2 separate regions of the Mus musculus genome follow, and region 2 is linked to region 1. Evidence: chromatin loops called from intact Hi-C (ENCODE). Cell type or tissue: heart. All regions are shown on one strand.

Region 1 (4,000 bases):
GCTTCTGCGGGGCACAATGGAACCTTTCCCCTTACTGTAGGAGATCCTAACTTCTCTGGAGTCCCAGATCATGCTGAGAAGCAGGGGAAAGCAAAATTCTTGTATGTATTATTTTTGGCAAGATCATTTCTGACGAAGAAGAAGAAGAAGAAGAAGAAGAAGAAGAAGAAGAAGAAGAAGAAGAAGAAGAAGAAGAAGAAGAAGAAGAAGAAAAGAAGAAGAGGAGGAGGAGGAGGAGGAAGAAGAAGAAGAAGAAGAAGAAGAAGAAGAAGAAGAAGAAGAAGAAGAAGAAGAAGAAGAAGAAGAAGAAGAAGAAGAAGAAGAAGAAGAAAATCTGTGACAATTAGCAGATTTAAGACTTGGTAGAAGGTCTTCAGGGTTGGTGATGTACAAGCAGGAGACCCAATAAAAGACACAGGCAGTTAGGACCTGGTTCTATCGCTGTTTAAATCACTGGTGTTTCTGCTTTCCCACTACCTCTTGACAAGGTCTTCAAGAAAGGAATTCCAACTTGCAAAGCAGTTTGCTTGCTTTGGAGGCTGAGGTTTAAATGCCACCTGAAAGGGTGAATAGAGTTTGTGGAAATCTGTTTTATTAAGAAGCAAGAGTCTTCAAAGGCCATAGGTAAGGCTTAATAGGATGCTCAGGAATAGGAAGCCCATCCATATTAAAAAACAAAAAACAAACAAACAAAAAACCACAGTGATGCAGAGAAGAGAGAGCCAGCCCTCCAGACAGTGAGATAGGGCAGGGTCTGAACTGAAAGGCAGAGGCTATGCACAGGGGCGAGTTCTGAGGGCCAAAGGCTGCCCAGGGAGAGGTGATCTCTCCCATAGTGCAATTAGGCCTCCTGTTTGACCCCTGACTTTTGCCCCACAGGATATTTATGGTCTCTGGACAGGCAGCTAGGGGGCAAATGAAGGGATATAGACTCTGAAGGCCCTTAGTAGGGAAAGAACTAGAAGGAGAGAACTGAGGTGGAGGGGGGGGCAGGGATGGAGAGAAGGTAGGAGAAGGGAGACAAGGAGAGAGGGAGGGAGGGACAGCAGGCAAACAAGCTGGCTTTCCTAACAGCAAGGACTCTCCTGGCAGGGAGTGGTGCCCTTGCTTACACCCCACCTATCTAGAACTCCCATTAGCCTCTTGCAATCTAAATCTAAGTTCAGAATCTCATCTGTTTCTTAAGCAGATGTGCCACCACAAACCAAGGGGACAGCAGGCAGGTCAGGCAGGCCAGGCCTCTCCCCTCCCAGAGTCAGCAGTGGCAGCTGCCCAAGGTGGGGCCTGGATACCCCACTTCGGGGCGGGCCGCTGGGGCGCTGCTTGGCTGGCAGTGCCGGGGTTAACCCGGCAGCCCTGCGGAGCAAAGATTTCTGTTTTATTTCAGCGGGGGAAGTGTGTGCTGCCTGATTAGCTGGATGGTTTCCTCTTTTCCCATAACCTCCAGACCCCCACGGCCCAAGTGTTTACTCTCTGAAATAAAAAATCTGCTGGTGTTTTTCTTTTTGTGTGCTCGTGTATTTTGGGAGGATTGCAGAGGAGGAAGGCGGGGTCGGGGTGAGGGACCAGCCTGGGGGAAGGGAGGGCGCAGCCTCCAGCTGCAGAAGCTGCAGCTCAAGAAAGCAACTTCTTAACGAGGGAGCTGGTCTCTTGCTCTGGCAGCTATAAACACACTGAACATCTGGAGGCCAAGAGTCTCTCCCGGCCAGACGTGAGCACCACAGGCTGTCCCTGCCCGGCCGTCCCCACCCCCTCGGCTCTCACACCCCCTCTCAACTCAGATCAGCCCCAGCCCTCTCACATCATCCACCCACCCGACCATTTCCATTCACAGAGATCCGCAGCGCCCGCTAGCAGCCGGCCCGCGGGAGCTGAGAGGAGACGAGCAGGCGACGCCAGCCAGCAGTGGCCACCCCGCCCCCGCCCCTGTTCCAGAAGAGGGGTCAAACTGCTAGAATCCAATAAGAACTTGGTGCCCCGGGGACCTTTTCCCAACTCGGACTAAATATTTGCGGTTTGAAGAAGTTAAGAGAACTCCCCCGCCCCTCCAGAGCCCCCTGAGAGTTCCAGTGCAATGCTGTTACTTCCTTGGCTTTTTTGAGAAACAAGGAATTTATCTATCAGGTGGTCAGGCCAACAGAAGGCTTGCATGCTAATTGTCACTCTGCTCGCCCTGCTGAGATGAGACGCTCTTTCTGCACCTGGGTCTCCTTCCTTTCCCAGCACCGAGGAAAGGATTCATTCTCTCACACACAGCCAGCCAAAGTCCTGACTTTTCCTTAGCATAGCTCCAGTGAGCCCCAATCCCAGAATGCCCTGGGTACTTCTTCTCAGGTACCCCTCTCTTTTTACTGGTGAAACGAGTTATAGTGGGGACAATGTTGGCAGATGTAATATATGTGTTATATATGATAGAAAAAGAGGAGAAGGAGAGGGCACGGGGGGGGGGGCGGGGGTGGAAAAAAAGGAGGAAAGAGAGAGCCTGAGGGTAGGATGTGCCTTGGGCAATGAGAAAGTAGTCAAAGCTTTTTAGGTCAGAGTCAGACACCTTCTTTCTCTGGCTCCTTTAACTTCATCGTTGAACTATGGTTCATAGGAAGGGTGGCATTTATTGTCCATTGACCAAGGCCTTTCATGTCTTAAATTATGAAACCAGCATAAGAACTCAAAAATAAGGTTAAGGACCTGTCTGTTGAAGATTAGAAACCCAAGAAATGTATTAAAAACTCCAGGACATGATGCTGTGTTCTTGCTCTCTCTACCAAACCAATTTAAACCCTTGAACTAGACCCAGTTCTATTTAGAGTCATACCCTCACACAAAGAATCTGAATGTTAAGGACCACACATTCAAAGGTTTCAAGGAGGCAGAAGGTGGGAGTCTAAGAGAGGAGGCAGTAAACCCTGGCCAATAGGAACCAGCCACCCACAGCTGGCCAGGAATCCACTTTCCCTTGCAGAGGAAGGCTCAGGCACACAGATACCTTGATATAAAAAACAAAACAAAAAACAAAAACCCACAGAGTAAATGCAAACAAACATGGAGGAGCAGTGAGTGGATTTGGGGCTAGCCTCACCTATGACCTTTTATTCCAGTATGTACTTAAAGCCCCTCAGAGATGTGATGGGGAAGGTGTGTGAAAAGATCGTCCCTGGACACCTTCCTCTAGGGACCCAAGAAGGGCAGTTAGACCTGGTCTTTTGGGAAAGATGAACTTTGAGACAAGACTATAGCTAGCTCTTTCTGAGATAGCACAGCTGCCAAACCAGGATCAGAGGAACCCAAGCTGCCCATCTCCCTTAGTGGTCAGACCCTATTTACAGAAAGACAATTCTCTCCTATTAGGCTACATAGCCTTTTCCAGACCAGTCAGGGCTACATAGAGACTGTCTGAAAAATAAGTAAATACTTAAATAATAGTAATAACAACAACAACAACAATAAAAACAAATTAGTTGTAAGGAACTGCCTTGTCAAAGTTTAGACTGTGCCACATTGAGTTGGAAAATCAAGAACATCCAATAAAATGTTGAGAATGGGGGCCCCTGAAAGGCTCCTCATGTACCTCACTATAGGCTACCATAGCCTTCTCTGGCAGAAAGAGCCGAGCATTCTATCTGGGACAGATTAGTCCAATATTGTAATATCCAATGTCATCAGTGGTACTCACAGACTCAGGGGCTTAGAATTGTTTTGAAGAACAAAGAACCTCTAAAAAAAAAAAAGAGTGTCCTAGAAAAAGAAAAATGTGTCCTGAGACAGAACAGAAATGTGCAGCAGATGGAGTTTGAAGCGCTGGTTTTAAGCCCTGTGGCCATCAGACACAGTCAGCTGAAAGAACAAACCTGCTGTGAGCATAAACATTCCAGGCCAGGTGAGTCTCTCTTGAAGTCTTGCTGGCATGTCTTCAACACTCTCAACACTTGAAAAGCCAAACTGGAGACTCTTGCTTTCCTGCTGAAACATCCCACCTGCCTGCCTGTCAATGCCCTTTCCAAAC
Region 2 (4,000 bases), 120 kb before region 1:
GGAGAAAAGCAGAACACTCTTTTGAGATGCACAGCTAAGTTTCAAACTTGCTGTTTTGTCCCACCCCTGCCCAGCAGGCCCTCACTAGATTGGCACAGCTCTCAAAGCTACCCAGGATACTGAGTGTGGCTCTAACTTGCCAGTCCACCCTCTCAACAGGATGTCCTGGCGTAACCAGCCTGGACCCAGCCCAGACTGAGTAATGAGATACAGAGCCTGTCGCCGGGTGAAGCAGCATTTGCGTCAGGAGTTGTCACTTTCTGGCGGTTGCCTGGTGACCCTCATGGAAAATGAGATGTGGCAGGCCACACCACAGAAACCACTCCCTCAGCTGGCCAGCTCGTTGGAAAGCCAAGTGCCATGGGAGAGAGGGATGCCCTAAAAGAGCTGTTCCCGAGGCACCCTTTGGTGTGGATGTAGGGGCAGAGAGATGGGAAGAGAGGTTTGGGGAACATGAGCTGATCATGAAGACAGAGTAGGCCCAGATCCCTAGTTAATACTTGTCCCCCAGCTCCTCGGTGTTAGGAAACACACGCACACATTCCACCAGCGGATGGTAACCCACAGCTCCAAAAACACAGAACGATGTGTTCAAAGTTGTTCAACTTGCTGTCCTAGGCTGCTTCCAGCGATGGCCTTTGTCACAGAGGGGGAAGGCTAGGCACACAGGGGTCAAACCACTTGCCCAATGAAAGGAGGCATGCCTGAGACAAGAAGATATATATATGCAAAGTGACTGTAGATAAGAATACAGAAGGGGAGTCAGATGGCCATTGATTGGGAAAATAGATAGTGAGCCTTGTCAATGGAAAAACAAGGCACTCCATGCACTTCAAAGAAACAGAGCATTAGGCACGAGCTAAAATGTTAGATGATCAGAAGTGTGCAGAGGCCACGTGGGTTAGACAAGCTGTTCCGCCTCTCCCTCCCGCCTCAATTAAACTAACGAGTATTATAACAGTGTCTGCAGGTGTCAATGCACTTGCTCTGGAGACGAAGACATTCATGCTCAGAGAGACTGAGCAACTTGTCTGAGACTGCACAGCTACGCAAAGCCAAGACAAAATGCTAGTCCTGTGATTTCAAGTCTACCGGCTCTTCTACTCACATTCTTGCAGGAAGACTTGTCCACCACCACCCATACCGTCTTTCTTTATTCTCCTCTTTCCCTATACCACACACAGGATAGGCTTCCTACAACTTGACTGAGCCAAGAGTTAATTTCACTGATTTGATGTTTATTTATTCATCCAGTGCCTACTTTTGGAGAACTCACAGAATCCCCATCACACTAGATTCTGAAGAAATGGATCAGGGAGATAAACCCCAATCCTTGAGAAGGTAAAAGTATTTAATGCTTCAAAAGTGATCCATGGACTTATGGAACTGCTCCGCAAGTACGATGCCCAAAATGTCTAGCCTTTTGAGAGAGTCTCCATTATGGCTCCTGCCATACTTAAAAGAAACACAGCCTTCTTTCCATTCCTTCCTGCTCCGTTTACACGCATGAGTCGTATGTCAGTAATGGCTTCAATCCCATCCACCAATGGTTAGTGTTTATCCAATTCAATTATGAAGTTATGAAAATTAATGATATAACTATGTTAATTTGTAAGGAAACCTTTGATATAAATATTTCAGTGGGGTTGTAACCAGCACTTACATAATGGCCCAGGATCACCGAAGAAGGTGGAGATCACAGCTAAGGTGGATGTCATTCAGGAGAGGAGTAGGGAGCCCTTCCCAGAGCCCAGCCCTCTCTATCTGCCTCCAGGCCTCAGGTTTGGAGCAGTGCTTGGATTTCTGGGTGCTTCATTTCACTTGTACTTGGCTGAGGCAGTTTCCTGTTTCTAAGAAAAGACCCGGGTTGGATGTCTCAGGAGGTCCTTTGGACAGCAGATCCTGCTGGCCTCAGACCTGTCAAGAGAAGCCTGGGTGGGGGAAGGGCAGCTAGCCATCTGGGGAGGATTTGTCCTCATTAACCCTCTCCAACCCAAAGAGTTCCTGGGGCTCACACTGCTAAGCAATTACAAATATTTGTGAGATTGGATGAAAAATGAAGTTTACATCTGGACCAAGTAGGCATGAGCTATTTGGAGAACATCTGGATTTGCTAAGCCTAAATAAAAATCGGAAAGGCCAAGGACCACTGAAAGGGACCCCCATTGTACAGCCCCCTGGATACTGCACAGAGACTCAGCCAGGGCTCCATGCACAGCTCTCCCCAGCTTTGCCTTTCTGTTTCCATCGCTGATTCTCACAAATCACTTTTCCAGTGGTATCACGGGCTGTTGCCATGGAGACAGCTGTTGTGGCAAACAGAAGTGCCCCCATCTTTGCCCCATGGCTTGCAAACTGTGGCAGAAATTGGACAGAAGCCATGGCATGGCCACAGCCCTCAATGAAACACTCGAGGGACACACTCGATGGGAATGGAAAACCCCACAGGAGAACCGAGTCGGTGCTGCCTCCCCAAGAAGCCAGGCCCAGCCAGTCCTTCAAGCCAAGGGCAAGGAATGGCTGTCCCCACCCCTGCATCTTGGAAACCAGCCTCCAGCAGTGGTGGAGTGCTCTGTAGCCCGGCTTACTGGTAAGCCACAATTATCAGCATTCCTTGCAGTGGCTTACAAAGGCTGTGGGTGGAAAGAACATTGGAGTTCTATGAGCTGAGCACCAGCTCCGGAATCTCAGCCACCTGGGGTCAAACCCTGGCTCCACAGCTCATAGTGTGGTGGCTTGGCAGAAAAGCTATGCAGACTCCCTAAAACACCAGTGAAATCACAGAGAACTCCTCTTTAGATTGCTTGTTTCATCCTCTGAGTTGCTGTAGGTAGGATCTCATTTGTACTCCTACCTAGCTCAATACTTCTTTACCAGTGGCCAAAGGGTCATTTTAAAAATAGAATTCTATCATTGCTTCTTGGTTGAAACCATCCGGTGACTTTCCACTGGGAATAAGATTTACCCACAGCATCTGGTGGCCCTAGCACTCATGGTCTATTCACAATCCCCCCACCCCCACCCCACCCCACCAAGGCCCTGTGACCTTAGCTTTGACTCCACTTTGTCATCCCTACAGAGATGTCCTTCTTCTATGTCACAAAAGTCACCTTTTCAGAAGAGAGCCAACCATCTGAAATTTCTGCCTTCGGCTCCCAATGCTCAATTCTGTCATCTACAAGGCTTTCTCTGTGGTATTCATTAATTTCTGAAGTTATCTTTATTATTTTCATATTTTTTTCTCTCCAGGTAGAAGCAGCTTCATGTTTATTTATAGAGTTTCTCCAGCAGTCCCTGATAAATAATAAGTACTATGTGACTGTATTTATAATGATATGTCTGTATGCTTTCTTAAGGTATTTAATTTAGTGCCTGTTTGATAAGCATCTGTTGTTAAATTATTACTGCATTGTTTGAACATAATAATGCTCATCTCTTATATTAATATTAGAGTAGTCCAATGCAGTTCACTGAGCGTCTTACCTGACTCTTATAGCTGGTATATAAAATGACAAGCACTGATTTGGGGGTTGTTATAGTTGTTGTTACTGTTGGTGGTGGTGGTGGTGTGGGTATGTGTGTGCTCACACACACTTTTAAGGGGATTTACGTAGGGCCAGAGGGCCATGTTGTGAGTCTTCCTCAATCCTTCTCCACCCATTTCTTTTTTGATACAGAGTCTCTCATTGAACCTGAAGTGCAGCATCTGCCTAGGATGACCAGCCAGCCAGATCCATCAGCCTGCGTGCCTTGGCCTCCCCAATGCTGGAATTCCAGCGTCCAGATTTGGCATTCATAACTTTGAATTGCAGATGATGGCGTTGGCAAGTCAAACTATAAACCAGGCCTTTGAACAAGACCAAGTCTCTGCATGACTCTTCTTTGGGGTACTTGGAGTTTCTAAGCAGAAGACAAACATCCCTGTGGACTTTAGGAGTCCCTTGGAGAGTGTGGTGAGCAAGATTCTACCCAAGCTTTGTGGTCCACAGTGGAAGGAAAG

Evidence for each region. A loop is a pair of places that touch in the nucleus more often than their neighbours do. Peaks named below come from ENCODE experiments on the same cell type or tissue, not always from the same donor. Only the 100,000 strongest peaks of a DNase experiment are listed, where the experiment ranks them.
Region 2: a loop joins it to region 1, with 1.8 times the contacts of the local background. A loop is called at or near these places in 2 of 42 quality-filtered maps.

What each region holds. Positions count from the first base shown.
Region 1 is chr9:32,670,047-32,674,046 of GRCm38, reverse strand. The region is part of intron 3 of Ets1 (E26 avian leukemia oncogene 1, 5' domain); the gene reads right to left. Among named protein-coding and RNA genes, the nearest start is that of Ets1, 36 kb to the right of the region's middle. In heart, a CTCF peak has its summit at 1,855; a DNase peak (open chromatin) is centred at 1,746; H3K4me3 peaks cover 1,377 bases; H3K27ac peaks cover 2,541 bases.
Region 2 is chr9:32,785,716-32,789,715 of GRCm38, reverse strand. The region is part of intron 1 of Gm3331 (a long non-coding RNA gene); the gene reads right to left. Among named protein-coding and RNA genes, the nearest start is that of Gm3331, 4.6 kb to the right of the region's middle. In heart, no CTCF peak of the experiment used is centred here; DNase peaks (open chromatin) are centred at 255, 1,875 and 2,445; H3K27ac peaks cover 582 bases.